2 separate regions of the Homo sapiens genome follow, and region 1 is linked to region 2. Evidence: read pairs that join two places in POLR2A ChIA-PET (ENCODE). Cell type or tissue: PC-9. All regions are shown on one strand.

Region 1 (2,500 bases), 150 kb before region 2:
AGTAATCCACTGGGGATCTTGGAATATATCCCCCGAGGATAAGGAGATACTACTGTATTTAGGAATAAACATTTAAAAGAAATGTGCAAAGCTTATGTGAGGAAAACTTTAAAACACAGCTGTAAAAACAAAAACAAACAAAACTGAACTTGGATACATGGAAAGGCACCTAATTTGTGGACAGAACAATTCAACATCATAAAGCTCAGATAAAATTTAATATGGATCAAAAAAAAAATCAAAAGGTTTTTTTTTTTTTTCCTAAAGCTAGACAAGCTGATTTTAAAGAACACATTAAAAAAACAGAGGCAAGAATAGCCAGAAAAACCCTGCAAAACAAAGCAATGGTCAGTCCTACTGATGTTAAAACATAAGACCTCACTAAATAAATAGGCAGAAAGACCAATGGACAAAATAGACCCAGATATGTTCAGGTATCTAGTATATGATTAAACAGACATTTCAAATCATGAAGGGAAAACAAACTGTAAAATAAATGATGGTCCTGACAATCCTATTACCATTTTGGAAAAGATAAAATTAGATCTCAGCTCTCTCCTCTCTCCTCTCTCCTCTCTCTCTCCTCTCCCCTCTCCCCTCTCCCCACGGTCTCCCTCTCCCTCTCTTTCCACGGTCTCCCTCTGATGCCGAGCCGAAGCTGGACTGTACTGCTGCCATCTCGGCTCACTGCAACCTCCCTGCCTGATTCTCCTGCCTCGGCCTGCCGAGTGCCTGCGATTGCAGGCGCGCGCCGCCACGCCTGGCTGGTTTTCGTATTTTTTTGGTGGAGATGGGGTTTCACTGTGTTGGCCGTGCTGGTCTCCAGCTCCTAACCGCGAGTGATCTGCCAGCCTCGGCCTCCCGAGGTGCTGGGATTGCAGACGGAGTCTCGTTCACTCAGTGCTCAATGGTGCCCAGGCTGGAGTGCAGTGGCGTGATCTCGGCTCGCTACAACCTCCACCTCCCAGCCGCCTGCCTTGGCCTCCCAAAGTGCCGAGATTGCAGCCTCTGCCCGGCCGCCACCCCATCTGGGAAGTGAGGAGCATCTCTGCCTGGCCGCCTATCGTCTGGGATGTGAGGAGCCCCTCTGCCCGGCTGCCCAGTCTGGAAAGTGAGGAGCATCTCTGCCCGGCCGCCATCCCATCTAGGAAGTGAGGAGTGCCTCTTCCCGGCTGCCATCCCATCTAGGAAGTGAGGAGCGTCTCTGCCCGGCCGCCCATCGTCTGAGATGTGGGGAGCGCCTCTGCCCGGCCGCGACCCCATCTAGGAAGTGAGGAGCGTCTCTGCCCGGCCGCCCCGTCTGAGAAGTGAGGAGACCCTCCGCCTGGCAACCGCCCCATCTGAGAAATGAGGAGCCCCTCCGCCCGGCAACCACACCGTCTGGGAAGTGAGGAGCGTCTCCGCCCGGCCAGCCGCCCTGTCTGGGAGGGAGGTCGGGGGGGTCAGCCCCCCTCCCGGCCAGCCGCCCCGTCTCGGAGGGAGGTGGGGGTCAGCCCCCTGCCCGGCCAGCCGCCCCGTCCGGGAGGGAGGTGGGGGGTCAGCGCCCCGCCCGGCCAGCCGCCCCATCTGGGAGGGAGGTGGGGGGGTCAGCCCCCCGCCCGGCCAGCCGCCCCGTCCGGGAGGTGAGGGGCGCCTCTGCCCAGCCGCCCCTACTGGGAAGTGAGGAGCCCCTCTGCCCGGCCAGCCGCCCCGTCCCGGAGGGAGGTGGGGGGGTCAGCCCCCCGCCCGGCCAGCCGCCCCGTCCGGGAGGTGAGGGGCGCCTCTGCCCAGCCGCCCCTACTGGGAAGTGAGGAGCCCCTGTGCCCGGCCGCCACCCCGTCTGGGAGGTGTACCCAACAGCTCATTGAGAACGGGCCATGATGACAATGGCGGTTTTGTGGAATAGAAAGGGGGGAACGGTGGGGAAAAGATTGAGAAATCGGATGGTTGCCGTGTCTGTGTAGAAAGAAGTAGACATGGGAAACTTTTCATTTTGTTCTGTACTAAGAAAAATTCTTCGGCCTTGGGATCCTGTTGATCTGTGACTTTACCCCCAACCCTGTGCTCTCTGAAACATGTGCTGTGTCCACTCAGGGTTAAATGGATTAAGGGTGGTGCAAGATGTGCTTTGTTAAACAGACGCTTGAAGGCAGCGTGCTCGTTGAGAGTCATCACCACTCCCTAATCTCAAGTACCCAGGGACACAAACACTGCGGAAGGCCGCAGGGTCCTCTGCCTAGGAAAACCAGAGACCTTTGTTCACTTGTTTATCTGCTGACCTTCCCTCCACTATTGTCCTATGACCCTGCCAAATCCCCCTCTGTGAGAAACACCCAAGAATGATCAATTAAAAAAAAAAAAAGAAAAAAAAATTAGATCTCAAACTTATACTATATCCTAGTGAAAAACTTCCAAATGGATAAGAGATCGAAATGCAAAAAACATGAAACAATCTAAATTCTAACACAAAACATTGGTGAATTCCTTTATGACCTGGAAAGGGTCATATGACCTTGGTTTC
Region 2 (2,500 bases):
TGCAGCGTGTGAGCTTCCAAATAAGCCGCCATTTCTTTGGAAAACGCACGCACTTAGGCATGGCGATCTCCTGTTCCGTTAGGAAATACGGTTATGTTGACATTATGGTTACTGTGCTTGTGGTTTTGCAATAAACATGTATTGAAAGCACTTGTGATAACGTGGTCCGCATTTTGTTTTTAATCAAACTCCAAATGGCAGTAGAAGTGGAGCCAAAGCTTCCTGAGCGTTCGGGCAGCAAGATGTGGTGAGAAAAAAAATACGAGTAAGGAAGCAGAGGCGGCTGGGCCAAATCCTTCTCCTCCGCAGCAAGCCCGGAGACGGGGATTCCGTTGTCTCTTTTGGAAATCCCCTGTCCTCATTCATTTAAAAAACATAAAATCAGGGAGGGAGATAATTACATTTACCTTTGCCTGGATTTTATGGTGTTGGAATAGAGTGAGGAGCACAAAGCTCCTGGCACATTTTGATTGCCTCATACGTGTTCCTGGCCTTCTTCCCTCCCTTCCCTCTTGAGTCTTCAGCGTCTATTCAATGAATGCTGGTTGGGTGAACACACAGTGTACCTATCTTAATGCCATATAGGAAACAGAATTCTTACCCTGATTTTTAAAAATAATTTTTCCATCATAAAATAATACACAGGGCCAGGCACATGCCTGTAATCGCAACACTTTGGGAGGCAGAGGCAAGAGGATAGCTTGAGCCCAGGAGTTCAAGGCTGTAGTGAGCAGTGACCCTGCTACTGTACTCCAGCCTAGGTGACAGAGTGAGACACTGTTTAAAACAAAAAACAGCTATTAAAGACTTTTAAATACAGAAAAGTGTAATGCTTTCTTCTTGCTGTAAATGTCTTTTAATATAGTACAGATTGTACTGTGTTTTTGTTTTATATTCTTAACATTATATCCTGAACATTTTCCCATAACAAGGAAACATAATTTAAAATTTCATTTTATTGTGGGACATTAGGTTGTTCCTGAGGAGATCGATTCTGGGGAATACCCATTGTATATTTATCCTAGTTTCTGATGATTTTGTTAGAAAAGATAACCAGAAAGCACGTTACTTTGTTCAGATATGAAGACTTTAGCTCCCGATATGTGTCCCCAGGTTAGTTCTTTAGCCAGCCCCGTAGGGTCTACTAGCAAATGAATGCATTTCAGGATTCTGCTCAGGTGAGAAGGGTGACAGGAGAGTGAGTCACACTGACCTCTTCCCCTTCCTGTTCTTTACTTACAAACCACATGCCCTCGGCATGAATGGGCCCTATTTCACCTCTTTAGTTCTTTCTTATATAAAACACTGGACCTGATAGCGGGGTGCAGTGGCTCACGCCTGTAATCCCAACATGTTGCGAGGTCAAGACAGGAGGATCGCTTGAGGTCAGGACTTAAAGACCAGCCTGGTCTCCACCAAAATAAAAAAACACACACACATGACTTGATGATCTTTAAGACCATTCAATTCTTAATTCTAGCAAAAGACAGAAAGGAGACGATGTAGGAAGGGCTGGAGGGAGGGAGGCAAATTCTCATTTGGATATAAATGGAGATGGGGAGGCCCTATAAGGGATACTTTCGTTTTTCACTAGTGGTGTCTTAGAGAGTTGTTTCATGCATAATTTATTGGATGAGTATCATTTGTTCCCTAAAGGATGCTAGGTTATATTTTTGAATTTTGTCAACAAAGCAATTTTTATGAAGCTGAAGATCATATTTTTCACATTTACTTTGACATATCCGTGACTCAGATTGCGGAAACAGGCCTGAACCCCCAGTGCTTCTTAGCTCAGTAACAGTGGTGATAATTTTGGGTGCTTGCTCTATGCCTGATACTGTTCCAAGCACTTTCCATGCCTCAGCCTCACAGCAAACCCGGAGTAGGTTCTATTATTAGCTCCATTTTGCATCAGAGGAGAAAACTGCCCCAGGTCAAATAGCTGGTGTGTGGGGTGGAGCTGGGTTTGAGCCCAGGCCATGTGGCTGCTGCAGAGGCCCGGGCTCTAACCAGGAAACAGTAGGTGCTGGGTAGCTCTTTATCCAAATGTGGAGGGAAGGGGGTTTTCCGAGGGCCATGGATTTGTACAGGCTGCCCTTTGTGCTACACGAAGTCCTTTAATCAATTTACTCTTCTCAGAACCCCTGCGAGGTAGGTGTCACCACCCCCATGTCACGCAGCACACAGCTGCTCAGTAAATAGTGGGGCTGGAGTTCGGAAGTCCACGGTCATCCCTCAGCATCAGGGGCCCTTGGATCAGGGCAAGGGGCACAAGAGGCTCACAAGCACGAGAGACTGAAGGAAAGCAAGAACTGCCTTTCCTAAAACTGATCTAAGACAGCGCCTGCTGACAGGAGGTCACGGCTGTGTTCCGCTTCCCGCTTCCCCTTTCACCTGCTCCCTGTTCCCACTTCACAAGCAACAGATGCATCTCTCACACCTAGCAGCACTGCTGCGGAGGTCCTGGATGTAAAAAATAAAAATAAAAAAACTAATAGTA

What was found. ChIA-PET counts read pairs that join two places held together with the same protein. Peaks named below come from ENCODE experiments on the same cell type or tissue, not always from the same donor. Only the 100,000 strongest peaks of a DNase experiment are listed, where the experiment ranks them.
Region 1: POLR2A ChIA-PET joins it to region 2 with 15 read pairs; 3 of 35 experiments call an interaction of 5 or more read pairs at or near these places.

Annotation. Positions count from the first base shown.
Region 1 is chr3:122,746,052-122,748,551 of GRCh38, forward strand. All of the region lies in intron 6 of HSPBAP1 (HSPB1 associated protein 1), which reads right to left. Among named protein-coding and RNA genes, the nearest start is that of HSPBAP1, 47 kb to the right of the region's middle. In PC-9, no CTCF peak of the experiment used is centred here; no DNase peak of the experiment used is centred here; H3K27ac peaks cover 183 bases.
Region 2 is chr3:122,892,267-122,894,766 of GRCh38, forward strand. LINC02035 (long intergenic non-protein coding RNA 2035) reads left to right here. Exons shown (of 1, transcript NR_024618.1): 1 at 1-150. Among named protein-coding and RNA genes, the nearest start is that of LINC02035, 7.0 kb to the left of the region's middle. In PC-9, no CTCF peak of the experiment used is centred here; DNase peaks (open chromatin) are centred at 1,215 and 1,965; H3K4me3 peaks cover 493 bases; H3K27ac peaks cover 1,861 bases.